3 separate regions of the Homo sapiens genome follow, and all the other regions are linked to region 3. A link is a loop called in an ENCODE intact Hi-C map of the cell type or tissue named here. Cell type or tissue: heart right ventricle. All regions are shown on one strand. Each heading gives the region's core, and the rest is flanking DNA. Links, peaks and the distances in the headings are about the cores only. Region 1 overlaps CPA2 (carboxypeptidase A2). Region 2 overlaps CPA5 (carboxypeptidase A5). Region 3 overlaps CEP41 (centrosomal protein 41).

Evidence for each region. Hi-C counts contacts between places; a loop is a spot of excess contacts. Peaks named below come from ENCODE experiments on the same cell type or tissue, not always from the same donor. Only the 100,000 strongest peaks of a DNase experiment are listed, where the experiment ranks them.
Region 1: a loop joins it to region 3, with 2.3 times the contacts of the local background. A loop is called at or near these places in 10 of 110 quality-filtered maps.
Region 2: it touches region 3 in a loop (2.1-fold over the local background); 11 of 110 quality-filtered maps call a loop at or near these places.

The regions. Positions count from the first base shown.
Region 1 is chr7:130,275,603-130,280,602 of GRCh38, forward strand. It overlaps CPA2 (carboxypeptidase A2), which reads left to right. Exons shown (of 11, transcript NM_001869.3): 7 at 1,026-1,136; 8 at 2,224-2,314; 9 at 3,861-4,060. Among named protein-coding and RNA genes, the nearest start is that of CPA2, 11 kb to the left of the region's middle. RefSeq lists an enhancer at 2,467-2,761. In heart right ventricle, for the core only: CTCF peaks have their summits at 2,608 (motif pointing right) and 2,809; a DNase peak (open chromatin) is centred at 2,609.
Region 2 is chr7:130,353,855-130,358,854 of GRCh38, forward strand. The region is part of intron 5 of CPA5 (carboxypeptidase A5); the gene reads left to right. Among named protein-coding and RNA genes, the nearest start is that of CPA5, 12 kb to the left of the region's middle. In heart right ventricle, for the core only: no CTCF peak of the experiment used is centred there; DNase peaks (open chromatin) are centred at 2,697 and 3,397; H3K27ac peaks cover 2,175 bases.
Region 3 is chr7:130,426,113-130,437,524 of GRCh38, forward strand. It overlaps CEP41 (centrosomal protein 41), which reads right to left. Exons shown (of 11, transcript NM_018718.3): 2 at 1,843-1,906. Among named protein-coding and RNA genes, the nearest start is that of CEP41, 9.2 kb to the right of the region's middle. In heart right ventricle, for the core only: no CTCF peak of the experiment used is centred there; a DNase peak (open chromatin) is centred at 4,879; H3K4me3 peaks cover 1,474 bases; H3K27ac peaks cover 4,302 bases.

The DNA of each region.
Region 1 (5,000 bases), core at 1-5,000, 150 kb before region 3:
AATCACTTTGCTGCCTGGAACCCTGAGGGCTGAGGTGTGATATGCTAGAAATTTATAAAATCATGAAAGGGGGTCACCTGGAAAATACAAACAGGCGCAAGAAGAGTTAACCCACAGATCCAAAGTGGAGTTGGCTAAGGGTGTTTGGGTTGTTCTGAAAATTTCCCAAATTTGATTTTGAAGGTAGGGTGTAGTAAGATCTCTCTTCCACAAGTTTGTTGGCATTAGAGTCAGGAAATGGGGCTGGGTATGACCTAGTCTGGTATTTCTTAGGTAATTCAAAAATGACATGCTATAAATCAGAATGTTAATTCACGAGCAGAGGAAATCAATCCACATCAGATCATTCAAGCATGTGCAACCACGTGCATACCGACTGATACATTTTTCCCTTCAATTAAAATGCGGTTACCTTTAGGGTATTATGAAATGGATATTTAACAGTTGAATAATAATGCCTTAGGATGGCTGAGCACAGGAAATGAATAAATTTTAATCCAGCAGAAACTTCAACTCAACTGCGGTTAATGGCAAGTAAAAATGTAATTCCCCAAATGGAATTTAACTTGTTCTCTGTGTCTTTAGCAATGTCTCTGCATATTTAAGTAATCTGATGTTTGTTGTGAGTTCTTTTGGAAAGTTATCTCATGTAGGGATTAAGGAATACCAAACAAAATTTCTTTGGTGCATAGGTCCACATAAGTCACATATATCACTGCTCACTATTGCAAAATGTCTCACTGGGATGGATAGGAAGAATGTTACTGCTTTTGAAAGAGTAGATATATGATATCTGATTTTTACTCAATAGAAGTAAATTATTCTGATTAGAAATAAAAGTATAGACGCTAGCATATTCAACACATTAACATTGCAGGAGACCGGACTGCTGGATGCCTAGAAGACTTTCCTTGATCAATAGTGATCCCTGGTTCACATCTGGAAAAAACACTACCTTACTATTCTGTCCTGTGTTCCCAACAAAAGCGGTGTGTGAGGTTGACATGTATCTTGTCTTTGCTCAGATTGTTTCTGATTATGGAAAGGACCCATCCATCACTTCCATTCTGGATGCCCTGGATATCTTCCTCCTGCCAGTCACAAACCCTGATGGATACGTGTTCTCTCAAACCAAAGTAAGCCTGGATTTTGTTCCCTTCTTCAACAAGGACCTAAGGAGATGTGTAGGAACTTCAAAAGCAAAATAAAAATACTCATTCTTTTCTTGATTTACTCTAAATGGAATGTCTAATTTCTCAGTAGTCACCCGGAAATGAGGGTTAGAGAAGTGGTTATAATCACTTCTTATTCCAACACATGATGTCTTTATATGTTGCCTCAGCCAGAGCCCATTTCAGCTGTTAGGCTGGGCTATTAGAGCTCAGTGTTCACCATGAGTCATCTAGGAGATTTGTTCCAATTATCTCTGCAATTTTTTGTGGTAGGATTGATAGAAAAGAGGAGGCGGATGTTACCTGCTGACAATTAGATTGCAGTAGGATTTAGGTGGGCAGTACAGTACATCTAGCATTTTACTTAAAATCTGTGGGAGAAATCCTCCATAATATCACTTAAAAGAGTTACATGGTTTTTTTTTTCCCTTAAAATCTCATTACAATACACTATTGTAGCAACCATGACCCCACATATATTCAAGATGAATGACAGCTTCAAGTTTATTTTTAGAAAGAGCTAACTACGGTAGCGTTTTCAAAGACATTTTCAAAGAAACTGATACTAATACTAGTACTCATCCCATGAGATACCATATGAATCAAGGGTTCCATTGTCAAGACCAGGAAACACCGCCCACCGTATCCGTTTCTTAGAGGTTTATAAAAAACAAGGCATTAACAATCCTTAGAAGTTCTGAAGTAAGTTTACCAAGTTAGCTCCATATTTTCCCCAAATAGGCTCATTGCAGAACCCTCTCTTCTGCTTTTGGTTCTTGCTGTTGGCCTTGGACAGAACTAGGGTTCCATGGCACGTGTTTGGCAGGCGTTCATTTGAGGAGATGGGGGCGTATTCATGTCTCACTTTGGTGAGATGGCAGAGAAACTCCTAGCAGAACCTGTATGAGGACTGTCCAACACCTCCCCAAGCCAAGGGAAAGGAGTGTCCCAGAGAACTAGGGAAATTGACAGAATTCTAAAGGAACCTTCTGATCAGGCTGAATGACCCTCTTTCTTTTTTTCCATGTGCTTTTTGGGTGGGATCTGAAAGAATCGTATGTGGCGGAAGACCCGGTCCAAGGTATCTGGAAGCCTCTGTGTTGGTGTGGATCCTAACCGGAACTGGGATGCAGGTTTTGGAGGTGAGCGCAGGGACTTGCCCCCAGGGATGGTCAGCCCGTGGTCTGGCCCACAAGCTGGTTCAAATGGCCCTGCAGTGCATCAGCTGGCTAAGCCCATCCAGGATTTAAGCCATTTAAAAACCTCTTTGAAAAACACTTAACTAAATTCCCTTCACAGGAGCACAGTGCTGTCACAGAGCTCTGAGCAGCATTTAATATATTTTGTCTCACATCTTGGTTTTCCCACAAGCTGTCGCCCGGTTAGCCTTCTGTGCAGCGGGAGCAAGACTTTGCACAGTGGCGGGAGGACTCGGGAAGCCCTGAGCCAGCCACTAGAGGGGGATAGGATCTATTCCAAGGAGAAGCATTACATCATCTATGGATGCTTCGAGAAAGAAAACTAAAAAGAAGTACATACACACAGGATGGAGAAACTGACTTTCAAAACAGATTCAAATATAAAATGTGAGCTTGCTGCCCTGGCTTTGTGACAGCGCTTATGTTTTGGAGTTCCGTGTCAGGCTAGTTAGGGGCTCCTTTATGGCCTCAGGTACTGGTGAAAACCCCTTATGTTTCAGTAACCATAGAATTAAATTTTTTCCCCCTCACTAGGCTATGATAAAATTGAGGTCAGGAGCTGTGTCTTTTTCACTGTAGTATTCCTAACACCTAGCACAGTGTCTGCAACGCAGAAGGTAATCACTATGTATTTGTAAGACAAATTAATTAATTAGAGTTATGGAACTAAGACAGGACTGTAGAGAACTGCTACAGGATATGGATGAGTGGCAACTTCATTCATTGCTTTGACAATTCTTCTTCTTTTTTTTTTAGTGTAGTGGAAAAATAATTAAAGCACAATACTGAGCAATGGCCCACAGTTCAATGTCAATCCCCCCGATATTATTTTCATTAAATAATTTTAAAATAAGGTGACGTTTTGTCTGTATCACATGGGGAGCCTAGGGAATCCTGACCCCTACTCATCCCCTGGAAGTTTCTCTAGCAGTGAGAGCCCTGGCCAGGCCTACAATGGACCCATTTCAGTGGTCTTGAGCCACTCTAGTTGCTGAGAAAATCAAGGCCAAAGGTGGCCTTGTTGTCAAATGTAGTCATGATTTCCTCATTGCAGAAAGGGTGTCAGAGGTTCCTTGCATTTCTGGCTTTGTGCCTTGGAATTACAGATGCATAGAATCTTCTACTGTTGGACTCTAAGAATTGGATGAGATCCCAGAAAATGAACTTGCTAAACTCCCACCCAATGCAGGAATTCCATCCATAATATTAAATCTAGCTTTTCTTCCAATAACTCCTACAGAGAGGAGATGATCTAATTAGATGGCTCTTTCTACTGTATAGAGGAACCATATTTTTTGAAGAAGAGATGTGTCCAGAATCACTTCAGTTAGGCTTTCTGACTATAACCTTTGGAAGAGACTTGATCTAACACAATGACAATCTTGCCCCGACTTCCAGAGGAGAAAATTAGTGATGCATGGTGACCTCCTCCCTACAGTGTCTTCTTAGAGCTCACTGTCCTCACTGGGCTACTTCTGCATCTCCCCAGGACCTGGAGCCAGCAGCAACCCTTGCTCTGATTCATACCACGGACCCAGTGCCAACTCTGAAGTTGAAGTGAAATCCATAGTGGACTTCATCAAGAGTCATGGAAAAGTCAAGGCCTTCATTACCCTCCACAGCTATTCCCAGCTGCTGATGTTCCCCTATGGGTACAAATGTACCAAGTTAGATGACTTTGATGAGCTGGTGAGTTTCTGAAACTTAATTTCAGCCAAGCAACAAACATCCATTGTGTGGTCAAGTAAGTTTCAGGCATAAAGTCATGCCCTAAGGTGGAGGTGTACCATTACAGCAATGAATGAAACATAAGTTCAACCACCGAGAAGATTATGATGCAGCCAAAGGTTTGAAAGACTGATTTTGAACTTTCCTATATTAAGTTTCTTTGGGAAATAGAATTCATGAAGTTATTGTTACCTTAGTCTAGATGAGCAGGAGCCTGGTTTGAGCATAAATTCCCAGAACATGCTTTTCTGTTGCATATGGGGGAAAAAACCCTTGGATTTGGATATGAGGCTTTTGGATTGGTAGTCAAATGCTCCAAGCTGAGCAATTCTGCTTCTCAGCAACTTGTCTTATACTTTTCTGGGATCTTTGGCTCTGTGATCTACCATGACGATGCACTGGTGTATGATGTTGGGGGTAAAACACTCACTTCCCTAACTTGATACCTTCTGTCACCCTTCCTGTTTCAGGAATAAGCCAACTGGCCCCAGCCTTAGATCAGATGGTGACATCTCAGGAGGCTGTTCACAACTGAGCAAGAGCTATCCCCAGCTAAAAAGAATGTGCAAATTATTTCTAATTTGGCTTTTAGGCTTGGTTTATGAAACCCATATGTTAGAAATAAGCCCAGAGTTGGGACCTTTTTGTCAATTTACCTTCAAGTAGATTATTGTCAGCAGCCTCATGCAGAAATAGATTAGATTATTCCAATTCAAGTATGCCTTTCATCTCATCAGTTAGATTTGAGCGCTGTGAGGTTTTGATGGTCAGTATTACCATTCAAGGTCATATCAGGGAAAAAGAATGTTCTAAAATGTTCTTTTTTTAGACCTAGATGACCTTAAATTATCTAAACCTGTGCTCAAACCTCTAGCAGATAGTCAATCTAGGCTATGATTAG
Region 2 (5,000 bases), core at 1-5,000, 75 kb before region 3:
TGCTTAAAACCCAACTAATTTGGAGTAGAAGCCAAAGCCCTTGCAATGGTCATAAGGCTTTTCATTTTATTGTATTTATTTATTTTGAGACAAGATCTCACTCTGTTGTCTAGGCTTAAGTGCAGTGGCACGATCATGGCTCACTGCAGCCTCGAACTCCCAGGCTCACTCCATCCTCTCGCCTCAGCCTTCTAAGTACAGGCCCTGGGACTACAGGCCCATGTCACCATACCCAGCTAATTTTTGTATTTTTTGTAGAGATGGGGTCTGATTATGTTGCCCAGGCTGCTCTTGAACTCCTGGGCTCAGGCAACCCGCCAACCTCGAGCTCCCAAAGTGCTGAAATTACAGGTGTGAGCCACCACGCCAGACTGCTCATCTTATTTTAAATTGTACCCTTCTTCCCCACTTCTCCAACTTCCTCTTTCTTTCCCATTTCACTCTTGTTGACATTTACCTTTTTCTCATTGCTTATATAATTTAATTCTTTACTTCTTTAAATTATTATCTTGCTAGCTGAAGAGTACAGTTTTTATTTGTTTATTTGTTTTCTTTTTGAGACAGGGTCTCACTCCCTCACCCAGGCTGGAGTACAGTGGCATGATCTCGGCTCACTGCAGCCTCCACCTCCCAGGCTCAAGCAATTCTCATGCCTCAGCCTCCCGAGTAGCTTGGATTACAGGCACACACCACCACCCCTGGCCAATTTTTGTATTATTATTATTAATTTTTTTTTTAAAGTAGAGACAGGGTTTCACCATGTTGGCCAGGCTGGTCCCAAACTCCTGGCCTCAAGTGATCCACCTGCCTCAGCCTCCCAAAGTGCAGGGATCATAGGCGTGAACCACGAGAGGTTTTTTTGTTTGTTTGTTTTTGTTTTTTAAGATGGGGTTTTGTTATATTGCCCAGGGTGGAGTAAAGTGGCTATTCACAGGCACAGTCATAGCGTACTGCAGCCTTGAACGCCTGGGCTCAAGAGATCCTCCTGCCTCAGCCTCCCGAATGGCTGGGACTGCAGGCGTGCACCACCATGCCTGGCTTGAATAGCAGAGTTTTAAAGGTAGAAATGCTGTTGGCTGGTCTGTGGGTGAGTGGCAGCTCCAGAGAGGAGAAGAAGACAACAGGAAAGATTGCAGGAGAAGCCAGGGAAGACAGCAGCAGTGATGGGCAAGACCCTAAGAGAGATGGAGGCTGCCTGCATCATGGGGGTAGGGACAGAAGAAGAGGACCCAGGCCCCTCTGTTGGGCCCCATGAAAGTCAGGTGCTGACTGACTCCCCCAGATGACCATTAATGGGGGCTTTCTGCCCTCCAAGTCCTACAGAAGCTATCCTACCTCTGGAGAAACCCAGACTTCCTGGTCATGCCTTGTAATGCTCCATCACAGAGCCCTGGAGTCACCCCAAAGTTATTATCACCCTCCTTATCATTGTCACACTCCTCCTCATCATCATAGCTAACATTCACTAGCATTTACTACATGCCTGGCAAAAGTCTAAGCATTTAGCATGTATTAACCCTTCTAATCCTCATGAGAACATTGGTGTGTGTGTGTGTGTGTGTGTGTTTGTGTGATGGAGTCTTGCTCTGTCGCCCAGGCTGGAGTGCAGTGGCACAATCGCCCCTAACTGCAACCTCCGCCTCCTGGGTTCAAGCAATTCTCCTGCCTCAGTTTCCCAAGTAGCTGGGCTTACAGGCGCGCGCCACCACGCCTGGCTGATTTTTGTATTTTTAGTAGAGACAGGGTTTTGCCATGTTGGCCAGGCCAGTCTTGAACTCCGGAGGCCTCAAGTGATCCATCTGCCTTGGCATCCCAAAGTGCTGGGATTACAGGTGTCAGCCACTGCGCCTGGCTCTCATGAGAACATTTTAAAGTATGTGATAAAGTATGTGATAACATGACCTCCATTTTACAATGGGGAAACTGAGGCACAGAGATGTTAGTAATTTGATGGAGTTGGTGGCAGGATCAGGGTTTAACCTGAGCTCCCGCACCCTCAGACTCCACTCTCAAGGCATCTGTCCCCTCAGTGGTCATCACTGTTGTCTGTGTGGCACTTTAACTTTGCCTTTTAGACAGGGAAGCCTTGTGGTTTGGCCTTGACCTCTGAGGGGGTCCATTCTGAAAACTTCAGATCAGCAGCCACCCCCCACATCCAGTGCCACAGGACTGGAGTTGCTACTGGCCACATAGCTGCTACTGCAGATGTTAGACCTGGAAGAGAAGGCCAGGAACGTGGGAGGAGAGGCAGCGGCTGCTGTCCCAGAGCCCCCAACCCACTCTGTTTCCATGAGCTGCGTCCATTTTGCATCTGTGGCTGGAGTTCGGCTGTGAGAGATCTGCTCTCCTCCGCCTCAGCTTCAGCACTGGGGCCCTGCTACCTCCTCCCCTGCCCAACCCGGGAGGACTGTTCTTCCCTTAGGGCCCCCATCCTTCCTTGACTCATCGTAAATTAATTCACACTGAGGTATTACTTTCCCTGTCAGGTTATGGCTTCCAGGGAGGCAGATGGCTTACTTCTGAGTTGGTTGGTTTCTTTGTTTTGTTGTTTTTTCCTGAGAAGCCTGACAGGGCTGTCATTAGGCATTCCTCAGCCTGTGGCCTGACCGCATTCTTCCGTCACCCATCCCCTTCCCCCAGCCCCAGGAATGGAGCAAACGCTGGTGCATTTTCCAGGCCAAGGCAGATTCCTGTTCCTGGAAGTGGGGCCAGCTGTGAGGGCTGAGAATTCCCAGTTTGAAAGAGGGTGTCACCTCCATTCACAAGGCTGTGAGGGTGTCTGGAAAGTTATTTGCAGTTTGGTGCTGACTTCCCATTTGCCTCCAAGCTCTTGTGTGGAACAAAGGACAGCCTCCTGGGTCCTGTCTTCCTGTGGGTGTCCCAGGCTGTGTAGGGAAAATTGAGTCTTCTAGTCCTTTCTTTTTCCGATTTCTCCTCCCTGTCCTCCACTTTCACCCCAACTTCAGGCTTCCACCAGATCCTTGGAGACCCTTTGCCTTGTCCTCACAGCTGGCAGGCTGCTGTCTTCCTTGCAGCTGCTCGTCACAGCTGATGGCACCAGGCACACAGTGGCTGGCACACATTGGTCATGGTAGGCTGTTGAGATTTGGGTCAGCTTCCTGGGAAGAAGACAAATTCCTTTTGTTAGAGCTTCCCAGAAGTGTTTGTGAAGGGCCAGAGAGGACCGGGGCTCCTCCGGCCACATCTAACTTACCCAGCAATCCCAGCTTTGCCCCTGGCCAGCTAGTGCAGCTGGAAAACATCGCAACTGTAATTGCCTCGCATGGAGTTGGTGCTCAAAAATAAAGTGAGCCCCAAACATCAATTTCCAGTCCCATTTTTAAATCTATGAACCTGAACGTTGTAAGCAAGCCAACTAGGCCTCGGGGATGAGTGAGTCATTAGGCATTGCCTCATCTGTGGCAGGTGGGGCGGGGAGGGACACCGCTCTTCCTGACGGGGGTGGAAGACTCCACAGCAGCCATTAGGGCTTTTGGTTTTGCTATTATTTATTCATTTAAAAGTTCTGGGCTGAGGTGGGTGCATCACCTGAGGTTGGGAGTTCAAGACCAGCCTGACCAACATGGAGAAACCCTGTTTCTACTAAAAATACAAAAAATTAGCCAGGCGTGGTGGTGCATACCTGTAATCCCAGCTACTCGGGAGGCAGAGGCAGGAGAATCGCTTGAACCTGGGAGGCAGAGGTTGCGGTGAGGCGAGATCACGCCACTGTACTCCAGCCTGGCCAAGAAGAGAGAAATTCCATCTCAAAAAAAAAAAAAAAGTTCTTATTGAAGTAGTATAAGCACATTGCCAAAATGTAAAAATAGAGGATAGAAAAAATTTACTCCAAATCTGCCTTCTTCTATCTTAGCAGGCATTGCGAATATTTTGGTTTATATTTTTGGGATTTTAGTATCTTGCATTCTTATGCTCAGGGGTCCTTGAGTTTTCATCATTGTAAAAATCTTTCAAATTGAAAGAATAGTACAATGGAGTTTTTAGCTGTTGTTAACACTTGCATGCTCTTTCTGTCTACACACATATGCATACACACAGACATAAACATATCTGTGTATGTGTGTGTTTTTGTGCCTCTGTGTGTGTGTGTGTGTGTGTGTGTGTGTGTGTGTGTGTGTTTAGAAATAGGGTGTCACTCTGTTGCCCAGCCTGGAGTACAGTGGTACGATCATAACTCACTCTCAATCATAGCTCACTCTAGCCTCCAACTCCCGGGCTCAAGCAGTCCTCCTGCCTCAGCTTAAGTAGATGGGACTGCGGGCATGCGTCACCAAGCCTGACTAATTTTTTAATTTTAATTTTTTGTAGAGATGGGGCCTTGCTTTGTTGCCCAGGCTGGTCTCAAACTCCTGGGCTCCAGCGACCCTCCTGCCTTGGACTCCCAAAGTGCTGCGTTTACAGGTGTGAGCCACCATGCCCAACCTGCATATGTGTTATTACTGTTGGCCTTTAGTTTTGATAGTTGGCCTTAAGGAACCCAAGGGTACAGACTAGAATGCCTGGTTCTTATCTCACCTCCACCACTTGTTAGCTTTGCCATTAAGTCCCTTTACCACTCCAATCTGCTTTAGCTCTAAAACAGAAATAGCTCATTTCTGTCCTGTTTTCAGGTCATCTGACCAGATCAAGTGAGATCATGAACATAAAGAAGCTTGGTCAACTAAGGCTCTAGCCCCAAATAAGTTATCAGCAAGACTTAGTTGTGGCCCAGTGCTGCAAACAAAGGGCAACTCGCGTTAATGAGGATGCTTTCTCAGCATCCTCTGTGGCAGACGACCTGAGTACTTCCCACACTGGACAGTCTGTGCTGAATCCTGGGGTGCCTTGGCTCCTGGATGCCATTATAAGGGCATGGGCTTGGGTGAAGGACACTAGCTCATCTCACTGTGACCCAAGCAGAGAAAAATGTCCCAAGATTATGTAGGTGGTCTGAGCAGTGAGTGAGTGGTTAACCCAACCAGGCATTATACTGCCCTCTG
Region 3 (11,412 bases), core at 2,773-7,772:
ATAGTTTTGCAAAATGTTACCTCTATGGGAAACTGGGTAAAGCGTACATGGAATCTCTCTGCATTATTGTCTACAAAATATATATGTATCTACAATTATGTTAAAATTAAAAGTTTAACAAAAAAGCCAGTTTAAAAATCTCAGGATATAAAAGGACATATGTATTTAATATGTATTGTAAAAAGCAGATATACTTTTATCTCAATATCAAAAAAATGAAATTAATCTTAGGCACCATTATTGAGTCAAATTTTGGTTATGAATTGAGAAATTAAAGAGGAAGAAGGGAGCTGTCCTTCACAAATCCCAGTTTAATTTCCAGGAGGAAAGAAAAAAAAAAAAACAAACTATGAAGGCATAGACAAATCTATATATCTGAAATAAACCTCAGCTCTTAAAGTTTTAATTATAAGAAAGTATACAGATTCCAAAAGAAATTCCTTCCTTTATAGTAGTCTGTAAAATAATATCTAGACTCCTCAGAAAAAATACAGCATTTTAAATCTAGGTGCTTACCTCACAGAATCACTTACTTCAGAAGGGTGGATCACAGTTGCAATTAGGGGTTAGATGGGTAGAGATGAAAGAGCTGAGGGTTTTTGTGGCAGAAGAAACAAGGCTTGGGGGAAATACAGGAACAGTACGGCCTAAGAAACAGTACACCAGACTTGGCACCAGATCTCCAATATTGACTTCCTCATCCTGTATATAATCCTAGTTCTCTCTCCTTTATTGAACTCCGAATAAATCACAAAATCCCCGTGCCACAATTTCCTCTTCTAAGACAGAGATAATATTTTCACCTGCCCATCAAGTGGGATATTTGCAAGGATAAATATCTGTACGGCATGGAAATGTCTGAATGACGGGTACCAAGAAATAGCATCTGCAAATGAGGTGAATTTAAAACACTGAATTTAAGTCTATTTTATATGAAGAAACATGCATAATGGAAGATAATGATTTTTTGAAGGAGACTGGAGAAAGAGAAACAAAATAAACAAAATGATTTAAACAAAGTCAACATCGTCATTTACTTTTCTCAATTGTCTTGAGGTTACTAGTGGGAAATTCGGTATTGCTAAAGGCATACAGTACCCCAATCCACTAGCGAAACCATTTTAATCACGTGAATTTTCCACAGCAGGCTTTAAAAGGTTGAAAAAAAACAAAAACAAACAACCAAAACCTCACAAGACTGAAAATCCACTAGGGTCTGGGCAGCAGTCTTTATCACAACACTGAAAAATGGGAACAGCGTGGAAATAAGCAGTTCATTTTACCTGCACTGCAGCACTAATTAAATTCTGACTGGTATTTCAGTTACTCATTCAAGTCTGTCTGCCTCCGCTTGAATCTAAACTCTTTAACTAAAAAAAAAACACAATTCATACTCAGCTTTACATCTCTCATGGTCCATAACTTGCCATATGGTCAGCACTTTGCAAACACTGCATTGAACAAATATGCATGTGTCTAATCCGTTACTGCCAGTTTAAAGGAATATACTTAAGGTATTCCAAAATAGAGGCTGACCTCCTGATATTTATTTAGCTTCAGCCCTGAAACTTACTGAACAATGGTTTTGATTTCTGGAATTTCATTTTCTCAGTTTATATTATTTCTTATGTGGTAAGGAATAATAAGCTAAATTATGTAAATATGAATTTTTACTGATAATCTGAAAAACATCTTTCAAGGATAAATCCTGAGCCGAGAAAGACATCAGGCAAAACAGTGAGAAACTTTTAGCTGTGATTTATACCAGATATGTGGGGTTGCTTTCTGTCAATAATTAGCTATTAGATTTTTTTTAATTCTAATTTTCTAATCTTTACTCACCAGTGTCCAGTCTTGATTTGATATGCTGGTATCTTGGGTTCTGTGGTATCCTTTTCATCAGATACTAAAAAATAAGGAAATTCACAATTAATTGGGTTAATGTAAGGATAACGATAAGGTAAAGTCAGGAGTCAGATACTTTAAAAATGGAAAAAAAGTGCTAAAATTTCTTAGAAATTAAAGATGGTGCCGGGCATGGTGGCTCACGCCTGTAATCCTAACACTTTAGGAGGCCGAGGTGGGTGGATCACCTAAGGTCAGGAGTTCGAGGTCAGCCTGACCAACATGGTGAAACCCCATCTCTACTAAAAATACAAAAATTAGCCAGGCATGGTGATGGGCGCCTGTAATCCCAGCTACTCGGGAGGCCGAGGCAGGAGAATCGCTTGATCCCGGGAGGCAGAGGCTCCAGCGAGGTGAGGTGAGATTATGCCACTGCACTCCAGCCTGGGTGACAGAGAGAGACTCTGACTCAAAAAAAAAAAAAAAAAAAAAAAAAGATGGAATGAGCTCCAGAGGTCCAATTGTCTTTTCAATATAGGATTCTTTTCAACAGCATTTCCATAGCTGAATATATTTATCTTGTTTCTGTCAGAACACTTCCATATTTCATCAAACTCATCTCAGCACACTACCTGATAAGAAAAAAAAAAAAGCTGCCTAAAAAATTACTTTTTGGCCAGGCTCGGTGGCTCACACCTGTAATCCCAGCACTTTGGGAGGCCGAGGCAGGTGGATCACAAGGTCAGGAGATAGAGACCATTCTGGCCAACATGGTGAAACCCCTTCTCTACTAAAAATACAAAAATTAGCTGGGCATGGTGATGCACACCTATACTCTCGCTACTTGGGAGGCTGAGGCAGAAGAATCACTTGACCCCAGGAGGCGGAGGTTGCGGTGAGCGGAGATCGTGCCACTGCACTCCAGCCTGGGTGACAGAGTGAGACTCTGTCTCAAAAAAATAAATAAATAAATAAATAAATAAATAAATAATTTCTTACATTGAGCCCAAATCAGTCTTTCCAATTTTCATTCAGTCCACTGTTGCAACCCACTGTAAGTCATCTGCCTCTGCCTCAAGAAATCTGTTAAGATGACCAAAGGCAGTTGTCCTGACCCTCTTCCATTTCACTTTCTTTATGATGGTTTCTAGGCCATTTCCTCTGGACACCCCTGAGATTTTATCCATCTCTCCCCTGCAGGGATCCAGCCCTAAGCACAGTGCTCCAGATGTGGGCAGGCCAGGCCCCAGGTGGGCAGGCTCCCGCTGCTCCCCAGAGTCTGTAGCTCCAGGGATGTCGACCATGGCATCTGCTCTCGTGGCAGCTGAGGCTCACCTGGGGCTCAGTTCAAGTTTAGGGTCAGCAAAAATGCATATGTCAGGTCTCCTTTGTGCTGCTGTCTGGTAGTTAACTCTTTGAATCCAAGCATAAGACATTAACCCACATTAAATTAGAGTGGCGATTGTGAAAGCCATTAAGTGAGGAGAAGCTAATGAACAAAGACATTATGAAATAGCACTTTTTGCTCAGGCCTTTTTCTGGCCTGCAGGTATGAAAGTCCTTTCTTCAATAACAGGTAGCTGTGGAACATGAAATTACTGCAATGTCTTCCTGGCTTTATCTTCTGCCACCCTTCCTCATGTTCCCATGTTGAAGTTGCTGGGAATGTCTCCTTAATGCAGCACACTCATTCAGGTTGCCAGTCTTTGCAGATGTCTGCCTAGAATGCCTTTCCTTCACTACTCCTTGGGCAAAATGTATGTCCTCTGTAAAGCTGTCCAGTACAGAACTAGGCACTTTCTTCTCCCTGGCTCCCAGAGTACTCACAGCCCGCTCCATTGTTTAAACCTCAATCTTCTTCCCTAGTCTAGGATTTCCCTGAAGGCAGGGACAATGACTTACTCTGGTTGTATTCGCCTAGGACCTAGTGCATGGTAAGTACACTTATTGATATTCAGTCAATAAGTGAATACCGAAAATGAAGATTGTATTACAGCAACTATCTGGTTCCTCAGAAGAGAACATCGGACTTATAAAAACTGCATCCTTTGCCTTTGAAAACAGTTAACTACAGCATACTCTGTCAGGAAGATTGCAGAATAAACATTTACGTATAAAATAAGGGTTTAAATGACCCACAAAGCATACAAACGATATGGGATACTTTAGTGTCTTACAAAATATCTGTTGGCCAGAGTTTTGGATTTCAGGACCAGGGAGAATTTTTTAAAACTAGAGGCACCTTTTAATATTGCCAAGGACATAAAAAACAAAACCAAAGCAAAAGCCTCACAACAACTATCTGCTATTTTAACATCTAAGGGGAAAAAAAAAATCCCAGAGTGAAAGGGTCAGTCCTTCAGTGTCATTAAAAACCATTCATGACATTGTGATTTTCACTTCACCCCAGGCAAATCACATCTTTATCACCAACTCTTAGCATCGGTCCTCAGATTGTGTTTGGAACCACTGAGCTATTTTATCCTTAGAAAAAGGTTGGAAAGCTTGTTTCTCCAAATGATCAGTAACTTGTCTATGAGAAAGTAACTATAATGCCAATTTCAATTCCTTCCCTAGAGAAAGACAGAGCAGATTCTTTAGTAAAAGAAGGAAAACATACAAAGATTGAAAAGCCAGACTTCAGTATAAATTCTCCAGAGACAGACAATATCATGGCAAAATGAAACAAACAAACAAACAAAAAACAGGGAAAGTATGTGCCTGGTAAATTGAGTCAAGTAACGCTAATACTACATTGCAGTTATCTTGGGCTAAGGGATTTTTTTTCTGCACTCTGTATTTTTTTTATCGTTTCTATACTCTATTTCCTGTTTTTACTTTTGTTTTGTTTTTCCCACTAGTTTCCTAGCAAAGCTTCTTTTAAAAATTCCAGGCTAGTCTCTGCTGAACCAAGGGGATTTGTCCATACCTAAGCCAAAATAGCTAAGAAGTGAGGGTGTCTCTGGGGACCAGGTGTGGTGGCAGCAGAATGATGAGGGGAGAGAGTGTGGACAGCTGCAGTGGCTGAGCCCTTCCCGCCCCCGGTTTTTCCTTACATAGACTAATGAGAAATCCATATGCTGCAAGAGAAAAAAATGTAGTTTCTTTTCTGTGTTCCCATTGCAGTCCAATTTCTTGTTCCTGACTTTCTAGTACCAACCGCAATGTAAAACTATTTGTGCTCCACTGCAAGCCGAGCACCATAGATTTTATGGGACTGACATACTTTTTTTTTATTTAAAATTCTTGCTTTGTGGGGTGACTGCTTTTTGACCTACTGACCAACTGGCTTTCTTTCAATTACATAAACAGGATGGAATGGTGCAAAGTGAAGAAGCTGAAAAAAGAAGCTGTTTTCAAGGAAGACTGTTCATTCCACAAAGACTTATTGAGCACCAACCATTCATTTGGTGGACATTTACTGAGTGCCTACTAGGGGCAAGCCTCTGTGCTGAGGACAGAGAGGTGAGAAACACAGTCTTTGCCATCCAGCTTTCACTGACTGCTGGGAAGACAGACAAGTGGATAAACAGACGCCAGGCTGCATGAGGAACAAGGAAAGGGAAGGAGGGGGTGTGACAAAAGCACATCAGATTGGCACCTAATCCAGGTTAAAAGAGTCAAGAACTGTTTCTTGAAAGGTCACTTCTGAGCTGAATTCTGAGGGTTGAGGAGGTTAGTCAAGCTAAAGGAGTAGTGGGTGAGAGCTACGGGGTTTCTGGCAAGGGAAAAGCATGGAGAAAGAGTGGAGACTAGAGGGAGTACCAACAGTTTTCAGCAATCTAACAGTAACTGGCCGGCCTGGAGCATAGCGGGAAATACGGGGACAAACGATGCTGGAGAGGCAGCAGGGGCAGATCACAAAAAGCCTTGCATACATGTTTAAAAAAACTTGGGTTTCATCCTGTAGATCAGTGGATCTCGAACAGGTACCATTTTGCTCCTTGTACCCCCAAGACATTTGTCAATGTCTAGAGGCATTTTTGGTTGTCCCAACTGGGTGGTAGGAGGTGCTACTGGCATCTTAGTGGGTAGAGGCCAGGGGTGCTGCTAAATACCCTACAATTACAGGACAGCCCCACCACAAAGAATTAGCCAGCCCAAACGCCAATAGTGCCTAGGTTGGTGAAGATGATGAGGGGTCACTGAAGAAGTTTGAAGGAGGAGTGACAAGATTATATTTCTGTCTTAGAAAGGTGACCCTGGCAGCAATATTGGAGAATATGAGTCAAGAAAGGAGGCATGAAAATCAGTTGAAAGGCTATCGTGCTAAGAGGATCTGTAGTCTTAAGGAAGTAAGGAAGTGGTAGTAAAGATGAAGAGGAAGAGACCGTTTCAAGAAATCTTTAAAATGTTAAATCAATATAATTTAAAATTGACTCATGTAGTAACAGGACAGTGATACCATTCTCCAAAAAAGGGAGTTGAGGAAGCACATATTAAAAACATAATATGGTCAGTTGGAGTGTGCTGAGTATGAGATATCTGTGGGTTGTCTAAAATGGAACTATCGGCTGGGCACAGTGGCTCACACCCGTAATCCCATTAATTTGGGAGGCCAAAGTGGGAGGATCGCTTGAGCCCAGCAGTTCAAGACCAGCCTGGGCAACACAGGGAAACTTTGTTTCCACAAAAAAAAAAAAAAAAAAAAAAAAATTAGCTGGGCATGGTGGCATGTGCCTGTGGTCCCAGCTGCTCGAGAGGCTGGGGTGGGAAGATCCCTTGAGCCCAGGTCAAGGCTGCAGTGAGCAATGTTCCTGCCATTGCAATCCAGCCTGTGTGACAGAGTGACACTCTCACTAAAAAAAAACCCAAAAAACGAAATGGAAGTACCTAGTTGGCTACTTGCATCTAGAAATCAGGAGAGAGACCTGGGCTAGAAAAAAACAAGATTTGGGAGTTGTCAGCCTACAGGCAGCAGAGGAAGCCATGGAAATGAACAAAATCATGCTGAGGAGAGTGCAGACTGAAAAACCCCAACATTTAAGGTCAGGTGGAGGAGAGGCACCTGGGATGAAACTCAGAAGAGGCCATACAAAAGTGGGTCATGAAAATTAAATCAGGAAGAAGGGAGTGGCCAACAGTGAACAATGCTGTCAAGTCAGAGAACAAGAGGTCAAGTATGAACAAGTGAACAAGAATGCTGTTCAAGTAAGAGACCAAGAGAAAAGTGAATTTGAATTTAGCACACCAGGACATTGTTGACGGCCCTGGTGGAAGCAGCTATGGGAAACTGATGCGGCAGATGCAAAAAACAGCAGATCAAGTATATGAGAGGCGAAGGAGGAAAGAGGACAGTAGCTGGATGATCTTTTCTTTTTCCCTTAAGAGAGTTGCTAAGGAATAATCTTTGTTGCTGTTATTTTGTTTTGAAAAAAAAAAAAAGGAGAGATTTGAGGATGTATATACAGGCTAATGGGCAAGATAAGAGAGGTTGAAAATGGTATGGAGAGAGTGGGAGAGGATGAGGTCCAGAGCCCAGACAGCAGGGTCAATTTTGGATCTATTTAAGATAAAGATATAAGATAGGTAGGTGGTCAGAATGAAGTTCATCTGGAAGAGGCAGGAAGTTGAGAAAGTTCCTGTTTGTGGTATCATTACAGGCTCTTTGAAAACAACCAAAAATGTCAAAGACCCTTTGAGGGTTTACATAAAAGAAAATGTCCTCCCTGTCTACCCACCACAGCCCAGCTATTTCAATTCTACGTGACTTCCAAGACTCAGGGCAAACTTATCTTCTGGGAAGATTCCTCTGAAGGCCTTAGTCAAATGGAAATCTCTTCCTTGACTGAATATTCACAGTTCTTTGTACCATTCACACGTCTTACTCCTGCACTTGGGACAGGGGCTCTATCTTGTAGATCTCTGTACCTACTACAAGACCCTCTACTAATGAGAGAGCAACAAGTACCTGCCAAATGAAGACCTGAGCAACATGTAGTGTGCATGCTGGTGCCACGTGGGCAGCACGGACATGGAGGGCTCTAGGGAGGAATGTCAAAGGAGATTGTTCATCCACTGGGGGTGATAAGAAAGACTTCATGGAAGAATGGACACTGGAGCTATGTTTTAAGGGTTGATCTTCTGTGGATAAAAAAGATGGGAAGAAGGAATGGAAAAAGTATTCCAAGTGGAGAAATTTTTAATAGCAAAGCCACTTTAAAAGCAAGTTTAAAGAACAAATTGTTCTATTTGCCGGAGATGATTTAACAACAATAAGAAACATGGTAATGCTGCTAACATTTATTGAGTACTTACTATATCATCAGGCACTAAGCATTTTACCTACATTATCTCATTCCCCACAACCACTGTAACCAATATTACATATGCTATGTGAATTACATCTCAAAAAAGCTCTTACAGAAAAAAAATGTAAAAAGTAAATATATTTTTTTTAAAATTGCTTTTTGCTCTACAAAAGACCCTGTGAAGAAGATGAAAAGATAAGCTACAGACTGGGAGGAAATATTTGCAAAGCACATATCTGACAAAGGACTACTATCTCAAATATATAAAGAGCTCTCAAAACTCAAAAGTAAAACTATTCATTGCATCAGTGTTTGTAACTGCAGGTAGTCAAAAACAACCTAAATGACCATGGGGAAACTGATAGGTAAAATGTGCTCTAGTCACATGCTAGATTACTATACAATAGGTAAAGTAATAAACTGGACATATTTATCAACATAGATGGATCTGAAGCATAATTTGCATGATAAAAGCAAATCGTATACAAATAGCATAACACTATTTTTGTAAAATTTTTAAGCTCACAAAATAATGTCTGTTTTATATGAAAAATATGGCTGCTGAATTAGAAAGATATACATTAAATATATGGGAGCAGATGTCTATAGTCAAAGGAGAAGAGTGGGAATAAAAGCAATAAGAACCAAAATTGGCTATAACTGAAGTATACAGATAATCAAATCATATCAGTCCATTTGTACAACTGAGGTCTTACAGAACTAGCAAAACAAAAAAACAAATAAACAAAACTGTGATACAACCACACCAAATACTTAGGTAAGAGTTAAAAGGAAGTCATTACACTGAGGTATATTTTTCTGACATGGAAAGATCTCCAGGATATATTGTTAAGTGAAAAAAATCAAGTCAAAGAACTATATATACAATGTTGTAACATTTATGTAAAACAAAACTACAAAATAAAACTCTTATATTTCTCTCCATCCCCCAATCACACACATGTTCAAATGTACAGAGAAGGTTTGGAAAAGATAACTATGAAAACATAGTACATAGTGATATAAGAAAATGTCCTGAATTATTCATTAAAAGTATAGAATTAAAAATAAAGGAAACAGAAACTCCAGGAAAAAACAAAAAGCAGTAAGAAAGGAAATGTAATCCTACATTTCCTTGTTTTGCAATAATATTTACAGTCATCACCAACAACACAAAAGGAAACAAAAACTCAACAGTTAAGAAAAATAGAAAATAGGCAAAAGACACAAAGAGATATTTTACTGAAGAGGATATATGGATGACAGATAAGCACATGAAAAGATGTGCTTGGTATCCATTAAGGAAATGCAACTTAAAACCACAATGAGATGGCACTACACATCTATTATAAACATTAAAATAAAAAATATTGACAGTGTTGAACGTTGCCAAGAGTATGCAAAAACTGAATCTCTCATACACCCTTGGCAGGAATGTAAAATGGTACAGCCTCTCTGGAAAAGTTTGGCAGTATCTAATAAAACTAAACATATGTTTACCATACAACCCAGCAATTGTACTCCTGGGCGTTTATCCCAGATAAATGAAAATTAACATCCACACAAAGAGTTATACCCAAATGTCATCTTTATTTGTAATAGCCCAAAACTGATGACAACCAAAATGTCCTATACTAGTTGAATGGTTAAAAAACTGCTGTACAGGCCAGGCACAGTAGCTCACGCTTGTAATCCCAGCACTTTGGGAGGCCGAGGCTGGTGGATCATTAGGTCAGGAGTTCAAGACCAGCCTGGCCAAGATGGTGAAATGTTGTCTCTACTAAAAATACAAAAAATTGGCCGGGCACAGTGGTAGGAAGCTGTAATCCCAGCTACTCAGGAGGCTGAGGCAGGAGAATCACTTGAACCCAGGCAGCAGAGGTTGCAGTGAGCTGAGATGGTGCCGCTGCACTCCAGCCTGGGTGATAGAGTGAGACTCCGTCTCAAAAAACAAAACAAAACAAAACAAAAAAACTGCTGTACATTCATACCACAGAATACTGATCAGGTACCAGAAAGAATGAACTACTGCTACATGCAACAACTTGTATGCGACTCAAGGACATTATCTTGAGTGAAAAAAAAAAAAGCCAATCTCAAAAGGTCACATACTGTATGATTCCATTTATGTAAAATTGTCAAAATGACAAAATTATGGAGATGGTTACCCAGGGTTAGGATGATGAGAGGGAAGAAAGTAGGTGTGACCAGAAGAGTAGCTTGGAGATATTTCTAGTGATGCAATAGTTCTTTATCTTGATTGCAAATCTACATATATGTAAATCTTGATTAAATCTATACAAGTGATAAAATGGCCTAGAACTATACATACATTGTGCAAATTTCTATTTTCTAGTTTGATACTGTACTGTACTCATGTAAAATATAATCATTGGGGAAAATGGGTGAAGGATACATAGGACTTCTTTGTACTATTTTTTTTTTTTTTGCAACTTCCTGTGAATCTATACTTATTTTGAAATAAAACGTTTTTTAAAAGTACAACAGAGCAAAAAACAGAGCTCTTAAAAATTAAAAACATGGGCTGGGCACAGTGGCTCACACCTGTAATCCCATCACTTTGGAAGGCCAAGGCAGCAGGTGGATGGCTTGAAGTCAGGAGTTCAAGACCAGCCTGACCAACATGGTAAAACCCCGTCTCTACTAAAAATACAAAAAAATTAGCTGGGCGTGGTGGCAGGTGCCTGTAATCCCAGCTACTTGGGAAGCTGAGGCAGGAGAATCGCTTGAACCTGGGAGGCGGAGGTTGTAGTGAGCCGAAATCGCACCACTGCACTCCAGCCTGGGCAACAGAGTGAGAGTTTATCTCAAAACAAACAAACAAACAAATTAAAAACATGATGGCAGAAATTAAAAACTAAAATGAAGGATTGGAAGATAAAAATTAAATCTCCCAAAGGGAGCAGAAAGACAAAGATGAGGGAAACAGGAGATGAAAGTTACGAAAATCAGAGAACCAGTCATATAGGTTATCTATATGAATACAGAACATCAGAATAATGAATTCAAGAAAAAGAGGATGGAGAAAATAGGAGAGAGAAAGTTAAGAAAATTTTCAGACTAAAAAGACATAAATTTCTGGTGCCTATCAAAATGAGTGAAAATATAAATATCTTTGTAAAGTCACACTGGGGACAAAAAAAAAAGGTTCCACAAGCTTCCTGAGAGGAAAATTCAGTCACAAAGCAAGAGAATGGCTTTGGACTTCACAACAACACAAGACACTAGACCACTAAGCAATGTTTTGCAAGATGCTGATGATGGCCAGGTGTGGTGGCTCACACCTGTAATCCTA